2 separate regions of the Homo sapiens genome follow, and region 1 is linked to region 2. The links are chromatin contacts, found by Hi-C in ENCODE. All regions are on one chromosome and are shown on one strand. The core of a region is the stretch at or near the end of the contact, and the rest is flanking DNA. Distances in the headings are between cores, read along the strand shown. Region 1 overlaps LOC124904475 (a long non-coding RNA gene). Region 2 overlaps LOC105371664 (a long non-coding RNA gene).

The links. A loop is a pair of places that touch in the nucleus more often than their neighbours do. Pooled maps may share reads with other maps.
Region 1: a pooled map shows a loop between it and region 2 (11-fold over the local background). The contact joins two enhancer-like sites. A Hi-C loop is called at or near these places in 2 of 37 single-sample maps with no recorded cell type and 7 of 50 pooled maps.

The regions. Positions count from the first base shown.
Region 1 is chr1:193,535,708-193,540,051 of GRCh38, forward strand. The region is part of intron 3 of LOC124904475 (a long non-coding RNA gene); the gene reads left to right. Among named protein-coding and RNA genes, the nearest start is that of LINC01031, 230 kb to the left of the region's middle. RefSeq lists an enhancer at 4,148-4,344. Within about 2 kb of position 3,049, at least 9 of the 41 ENCODE cell types and tissues checked have a DNase peak (open chromatin) inside an H3K27ac peak, as active enhancers do.
Region 2 is chr1:192,514,421-192,518,783 of GRCh38, forward strand. LOC105371664 (a long non-coding RNA gene) reads right to left here. Exons shown (of 5, transcript XR_002958418.2): 5 at 1-3,543. Among named protein-coding and RNA genes, the nearest start is that of RGS1, 59 kb to the right of the region's middle. RefSeq lists enhancers at 2,218-2,337, 2,398-2,517. Within about 2 kb of position 2,516, at least 7 of the 41 ENCODE cell types and tissues checked have a DNase peak (open chromatin) inside an H3K27ac peak, as active enhancers do.

The DNA of each region.
Region 1 (4,344 bases), core at 1,799-4,298, 1.0 Mb after region 2:
AGCTATCCTCCCATCTCAGCCCCTTGAGTAGCTGGGATTACAGGCGTGCACCACCATGCCTAGCTATTTTTTTTTTACTTTGTAGAGATGAGGTCTCACTATGTTGCCAAGCTTCGTCTCCAACTTCTTGGCTCAAGCAATCCTCCCACCTTGACCCCCTTAAAGTGCTGGGATTACAGGTGTGAACCACCACACCCAGCCACATTTTCTTTATCCATTCATCTGTTGATGGACACTTAGCTTGCTTCTAAATCTTAGCTGTTGTGAATAGTTGAATAGTGCTGCAGTAAACATGGGAGTGGAGACACAAAACTGTTGGAACCAAATTCATGTTGTTTTTTTAGACAGGGTTTCACTCCTGTTGCCCAGTCTGGAGCGCAGTGGCGTGCTCTTGGCTCACTATAACCTCTACCTCAGCCTCCGAAGTAACTGGGACTACAGGCTTGTGCCACCATGCCTGGCTAATTTCTGTATTTTTAGTAGCGACAGGGTTCCACCATGTTGGCCAGGCTAGTCTGGAACTCCTGATCTCAAGTGAACCACCTGCCTCGGCCTCCCACAGTGCTGAGATTACAGGCATGAGCCACTGCATCCGGCCCAAATTCTTGTGTTAAATAATGTCACAGGAGAATATATTCCTGTTTCTTACATTATAAGTGGAATTTGCCTGGAATTGGAAAAATTTGAACATGTAGGAGAGACAGGGCTATTTATAAATGAAAATTCAATGACAAACAGTAAAGAAATACATCAAATGAATCATTTGTGGTTGTACAACATAGACCTTCCACATTGCAGGAAAAATGTGACCAATTTTTAGGTAATATAATTTAAACAGAAATGTTACTTTTAAAAAATGAGAACTTTTATACTTCGGCTTCAAGTGTCAATTGTAAAACCATTTTGGAAATAGTTTTGCGTTTTACTTAAAAAGTGAAATGAGTGAACACTCTAAGGCACAGCTCTATAGCTTGGTGAAACTCACATGTATGTCAGCAGACACATCAATGTTCAAAGCAACATCCTTAAAAGCAAAAAACAGGAACAAGCCAAATGCACATCTACATTTGCAGTGGATAAATTGTATTGCATGCATATAATGGAATAACATATAATGTGAAAATGGACTACAGCTACATATATTAGTAAGAAACAAAAGGTGCCTTAAAAATATATACACAGAATTTCCTTTAAAATTTAAAAAGCAGCTGAAACTGAGCAACATGTGGATAGGAAATTCATGTGAGTTTAAACCATAAAGAACAATAAGGGAATAATTAAGGTAAAAGTAAGGATAGTGGCTAACTCTGAAGAGAGGGACAAAGGAGGTATAAGCAATCAGGTAGGGAAACCGGGGGCCTTAGGGATATTGATAATATTCTGTTTCTTTAAATGGTGGCATTCACTGATCTTATTCTTAAAATATATATTCATCTTTTATATAAATTTTATGTCAAAAGTATAATAACTGAGCAGAATAATTGGTAAGAAGTATTGAGTAATTATTGTCTTGAGTTTTTTCCCTTCATTCTTGACTGATAGTTTGGCAATTGATTATAGATAATGAATTATACACAGTCATGCACCACATAATGTTTTGGACAACGACAGACTGCAGATACAACAGGGGGTAAGATTATAAGGGAGCTGAGAAACTCCTGTGGCATAGTGGCATGTGGCAGCTGTCTTAACATAGCACAGTGTGTTATCTTTTCTATCTTTAGATATATTTAGACACACAAATACTTATCGTGTTACAATTGCCTACAGTATTCAATACAGTAACGTGCTGTATATGTTTGTAGCCTAGGAGCAATAGGCTAAACCATATAGCCTAGGTGTGTAGTAGGCTATACCATCTAGGTTTGTGGAAGTACACTCTATGTTGTTTGCACAATGACAAAATCACCTCAGCAACACGTGATTGACTGTATTTAATTGTATTAAAAATGTTTGTTGTAGAAAAAAATGGAAAAAATGAAGTTTGTCGTCTTAACTTTTTCTAAGTTCAATTGTTATCATTTTTACCTCCCAGTCGTTTTTAGCAGTTTTAAGTATATTCAAATTGTTGTGTGACTGATCTCCAGAATGTTTTCATCTTGCAGAAGTGAAACTTTTGATTCATTAAACAACTCCCCCTTTCCCCCTCCCCCAAGGCTCTGACAACCACCGTTCTACTTTCTGTTTCTGTGAATAGGTTCCATGAATCTGACTACTCTAGATACCTCATGTAAGAGGAATAATACAGTACAGTAGACTCCCCTTACTTGTGGTTCCACTTTTTGCAGTTTGTTACCTGCTGTCAACTGTGGTTTGAAAATATTAAATAAAAATTTCCAGAAATAAACAATTTGTAAGTTTTAAATTGGGTGACATTCTTTGTAGTGTGATGAAATCTTGTCCCATTCAGCCCAGGATGTGAATCATTCCTTTGTCCAGCATAGCCCTTCCGCATATGCTACCTGACTGGTAGGCACCTAGTAGCCATCTCAGTGATCAGATCACCTGTCCAGGTATTGCAGCGTTTGTTTTCAAGTAACCCTTATTTTACTTAATAATGGCCCCAAAGTACAAGAGCAGTGATGCTGGCATATTGTTATAATTGTACTATTTTATTATTAGTTATTAATCTCTTACTGTGCCTAATTTATAAATTAAACTTTATTGTAGGTATGTATGTACAGGAAGAAACATCATATATATAGGCATCATTAATACCCTTGGTTTCAGGCATCCACAGGGATCTTGGAATGTATCCCCTGACGATAAGGGAAGACTCTTACACTTGTCTTTTGTGACTGGATTATTTCACTTAGCATAGTGTGTCCAAGATTTATCTGTATTGTAGGATGTGGTCAGAATTTCTTTCCTTCTTAAGTCTAAATAATATTCCATTGTATGTGTATTAGTCTGTTTTCACACTGCTGATAAGCACATACCTGAGATCGGCTAATTTACAAGAGAATGAGTTTTAATGGACTTACAGTTCCTCGTGGCTCGGGGGGCCTCACAATCATGGTGGAAGGCAAGGAGGAGCAAGTTACATTTTACGTGGATGGCAGCAGGCAGAGAGAGAGCGAGCTTGTGTGGGGAAACTCCCCCTTATAAAACCATCAGATCTCATAAGACTTATTCATTATCATGAGAACAGCATAGGAAAGATCTGTTCCCATGATTCAGTTACCTCCCACTGGGTCCCTCCCACAACACGTGGGGAATTCAAGAAGAGATTTCAGTGGGGACACAGTCAAACCATATCAGTATGTATATACCACATTATGTTTATCCATTATCTGCTGGTCAACACCTACGTTATTTCCACCACTTGGCTATTGTGAATAGTGCTGCTACAAACATAGGTGGGCAAGTAAGTCTTTGAGATCTTGCTTTCTTTTGAATAGAGACCCAGATGTAGAATTCCTGGATCATACGGCAATTCTATTTTATTTTATTTTTTTTGAGGGTTATCTTTTATAGTGGCGGTACAATTTTACATTCCCACCAACACTATTTTTCCCATCCTTGGTAATTTTTTCCTGTCCTTACCAACATTTAACTTCCATTTTTTTTTTTTTTTCTGATAGTAGAATTCCTAATGGGCGTGAGGTGATATCCATTGGGGTTTTGATTTGCGTTTTCCTAATGATTAGTAATGTTGGGTCCCTTTGCATATACGTGGTCATTTATATATCATCTTTGGAGAAATGTTTATTCAAAGGATTTGTCTGTTTTAAAAGCTTGGGCTGTTTTCTTGTTAAAGGCATTTTTTTTTATATTCTGGATATTAACCTCTTATCAGATACATGATTTGCAAATATTTTCTCCCATTCTGTAGGCTGCATTTTCACTCTGTGGATTGTGCCCTTTGCACAGAAGCTTTTACTTTTGTTGCCTATGCTTTTGTTGTTATATCCAAGAAATCCTTGCCAAATCCAATGTCATGAAGATTTTCCCCTATTTTTCCTTGTATGCTTTACAGTTCAGATCTTTTAGGTCTTTGATCTACTTTGAGTTAAATTTTGAATGTGATGTAAGGTAAGGGTCCAACTACATTCTTTTGCCTGTGGATATTCAGTTTTCTCAACACCATTTGTTGAAGAAACTGTCCTTTCTCCATTGAATGGTCCTGGCATCCTTGTTGAAAATCTTTCGGAGATTAAGAATTATGTATATATGTTTAGCACCTTGAAGACTTCGTTCAGCTGTTTCCAGCTTTCAGTTTTTGAAGAGTCAGCTTTCAGTTTCATTGTTCTACTTTTCTAGTTGCTTTAAAGATCTTTTAAAATTGTTTTTGGTTTACTATGAGTCTAGGTGTGGATTTCTTTCTATTAACCTGGCTTAAGA
Region 2 (4,363 bases), core at 1,266-3,765:
GTTATAGTGATTTCTGCTGATACATATACTATGCTAGGAAGATTCCAGTCAGTGATTGTGAAATATCTCCTATATTATTTGAATTAAATAGGCTATGGTCAAGTCTTAAAACTCAAAGATATATATATCTATAGGTACATACATAGACAGATACATACCACTAGATATAGATATATATTTGCCACTGTAAATAGTTCATATTTTATTGCTATTAACTCTTTCAACCACTAAATGTCTAAGGTTATGAATTCATCAAATATACAAATGCAATTTTTTTTTTGAGACAGAGTCTCACTCTGTCACTCATGCTGGAGTGCATGGCACTATCTCAGCTCACTGCAACCTCTGCCTCCCAGGTTCAAGTGATTCTCCCACCTCAGCCTCCCAAGTAGCTGGGATTACAGGTGTGCACCACTGCACCTGGCTAATTTTTGTATTTTTAGTAGAGATGGGGTTTCACCATGTTGGCCAGGCTGGTCTCGAACTCCTGACCTCAGGTGATCCACCTGCTTCAACCTCCCAAAGTGCTGGGATTACAGGCGTGAACCACTGCACCCGGCCAGTGCAATGATTTCTAAGGCAACCAACAAGGAGTAAGATTTATATTTATTAAGCATCCGTTATATACTTGGTTTCATGCCAGATGCTTTATATTTATTATATTGTTTAATTTTTTATAGCATTCTAAATCTAACCCCATGATTCAGAGTTGACGTGAAGCTATCGTATAGCCAATCCAATTTTTTTTTTTAAGACAGGGTCTTGCTCTGTCCCCCAGCCTGGAGTGCAGTGGTGCAATCATGGTTCACTACAGCCTCAACCTCCTGGGCCCAAGCAATCCTCCCATCTCAGTCTCCCTAGTGGCTGGGACTTCAGGCCTGTGCACCACGATGCCCAGCTAAGTTTTGCATTTTTTGTAGAGACAAGGTTTTGCCATGCTGCGCAGGCTGGTCTCAAACTCCTAAGGTCAAGCGATCCACCTACCTCAGCTTCCCAAAGTGCTGGGATTACGGGTATGAGCCACCATACTTGGCCCACGAATCTAATTTTCTATGAAAGGAAAGGCACTAAAATCAACAAGTCCTGTTGAAAGTATCCGCTGTTTAGGGCCAAAGAAGCCAGGACACACATTCTGCCTCTACAGTGTGTTCTGAAACTCCAAATCCTTGTTTTTCATTTATAAACCAGGGATAATAACTATCTCATGATGGGTTGGTGATGGTTACAAGAGACAATGTAAAAGAGTAGCTATGAAGTAGGGACTAAATTAACATCAGTTTACTTCTTCTACGTGCTCCTTCTTCTTCTCCTTCCTTTTTCCCTATAGGTTTCTCTCCTGTCTTATAATCCACTTATGTTGGATAGGTAACTAAAAAATAAAATCGAAAATGGTAAAGCTGAAAGCGGCTGTAGTGGCCTTTTTTAAAAAATGAAGAGAATAAGGTCCAAGTGTTTAAAGATATAAACACAGCTAAGCAGTGGCAAATATACTAAAAAATGATCCCAAGTTCAATGTATTTTTCACTCTATCTAGATAATGTGTATAGCTAAATTAAGTTAGTTCATGTTTCACCCACCCTCCAGAATCCCTTCCATTCTAAACTCAATCAAGAATTTTTCAGCACCCAGGTTTTTACTACAGATAGCGCTTGTAAAGTTCCATGTGCCTCAAAAATGGACACAATGGCAACCTGGAGATACTACCCATGTACCCTGTTTAAAGGTTGCAGCCACTGTTTAGTTTCAAAAAATTATTGCTATGCAGAAATTTTGACCTACGGTTGCTAGATATTTTTCAAGAACAGAGTATCAGTGTAAATCTGAGTATCAGTGTAAAATTTTCTATTTTTTTTAACATTAAGAAGGCAAAATAAACCACCAGTTCGTGCCTTTCATGATAATGTCTAGAATGGAGGAAACAAGCTTTGGATAATCCAAGAACATCCATGCAAGTTCTCCTCTCAATAAAGGAATTAGGGGAGAATAGAGGAGAACTCTTTTTCCTCCCAGTTTCTGTTTTCACTTGCCTGCATTTTAAATTGAGTAAAAAGTGATCCTGAATGAGTCTGTTCTATCATATTTCCCTTCACTCTCTTTGAAGTTCAGGGCTCAAAAGTAGGAGATTAGTAAACATTTATCAATTAATTCATTGGTTGTGGGACTACTATTAATTTCTCCACCTCTCAGATTTCTTTATTTCTCCATCTCTTGATTTATTTTTTCTGCAAACACTCATTCAATAAACAGTCACTAAGCACCTGTCAGGCCCTGTGCTGGAGATGATGAAGAAATAAATAACAAATAGTCCCTGCCTTCGAAGAACTCCTAGTGTAGAGCAAGAGCTGAATATGTAAGCAAATAACTCTTTATGATGGTATGTAAAAGTTATACCGAGCATGATTAGCTTTAAAGTGGCATTTGCTTTACTTACAACCCGCCACATTGCCACAAAAGAGCTCAGAAGCTTAAAAAAAAAAAAGTGCAGCTGTCAGTAGTGATTAACACAACGGCTAGACACTGTGTATGAGAACGGATATAGGTGGTTTTATAAGGATCATGTGGTTAAGTGGGACACGCATGTTGAACAGAGTCTGCAGACATTTTGCCCAAAACTTCCTTTTGCAGTGTGCACATGTAAATGAGCCTTGCGTGGAAGTTTTTGCTTCCGGAATAAGATTGACTAGCCAGTGAAGCTCCTTATTACTCATTTCAGCAATCATTTGCTTTTCTTGATGCAATATATAAAACGTGTACAAAATACAGCAAAGGAACTTAGGTCACCCACGTTAACTTAGGACGTTTCTGTTGACTAACTTTGGGCGTTCTATTTATTAAAATTTGAAAGTCATAAATGCTGGGCTTAAAAGAAAAGAATCTCTCAGAACCTGAAATGAAAATTTAGCATTATATGACAGTTTTGAGAAAAATGATTCAGAGTTCTTTAAAAATTAAACTTCCCAAATGATTCTAGATTGAATTATATTCTGAATACCTAATATCTGCAGATTACTGTTTTAGATGCTATAGAGACAAAAAGTAGGTATATTAGCCTTCTAATCCTTAAAGAATCTGTAGTCCAATTGGGGAAGTAAGCACAAGGCAGGTGAAAAAGAGAAATAATAAAACAAAGCAGCATACAATAAATTTCCAAATGACTAATGCCAATAATCAGAGATATGTGTGCAATTAGATAACAATAACTGAGTTAGAGCCATCTAGAAAGAAATCGTACTTGATGTGAGTCTTGCAGAAGGGAATAATTTGGATAAAACAGGAGAATAATTGGTGTATAAAGGAGAAAGAAGAGTGGAGCAAAAACATAGGTGTAGATAAGCTTCAGAGAAATTTAGGAAGCAGGGATCAGACTCCCCCGGCTGTAGCAGAGGAACCCTGGGAGGACAACGAGGACTTGGAGGGAATGAAGGTTGAAGTGAGACAAACAAGAACATGAATGCAAAGCCATGGAGTTCAGACCTCCTCCCACAGGTAACGATGAGCCACTGGATATTTTCTCTTAGCTGAGTCATGTGATGAACCTGGAGGCTGCATGAAGGAAAAAGGCAAGGAGTCATAGTTAGAACTAGGTATGTTGAGAGAGATGTAAGAACTTCATCAGGCTAACAACTTGACATTTCTTCAAATATATATATTCTTTAAATAGAATGTTCAATATTTCTTTAGAAGGATTAGAAGAAACTAGCTTTATTTTATTTTATTTTATTTTATTTTATTTTATTTTATTTTATTTTATTTTATTTTTGGAGACAGAGTGTCGCTCTGTCACCCAGGCTGGAGTGCAGTGGAGCAATCTCAGCTCACTGCAACCTCTGCCTCCCAGGTTCAAGTGATTCTTCTGCCTCAGCCTCCCTAGTAGCTGGGACTACAGGTGCGTGCCACCACGCCCAGCTAATTTTTGTATTTTTAGTAGAGACAGAGTTTCACCATATTGGCCAGGCTGGTCTTGAACTCTTGACCTTGTGATCTGCCTGCCTCGGCCCCCCAAAGTTCTGAGATTACAGGCGTGAGCCACCACGTCCAGCCTGGGAGAAACTAACTTTCTATTAGTGTAGATTATATTCCACTTTATATTAAAAACAGATTTATTGTGTTGACTTAGCCTTGCGTAGAAGTTTTTGCTTGAATTTTCAAAGGCTTTGTCGTTTTTTCAGAATCAATTATAAAATTCTATCAATATGAATATATGAACATATGGATTTCCAAGTGTACGATCCCTAGCATGAATAGTATATAGCATTTTCACTCTTTTGGAATTTTCTGGTTTTCAGGTTGTTTCCTACTTTTCAAAATTCATATTTTCCTTCTATTTTCCTCTGTGATTTCTTGTAACATTTGGCTACTTGTC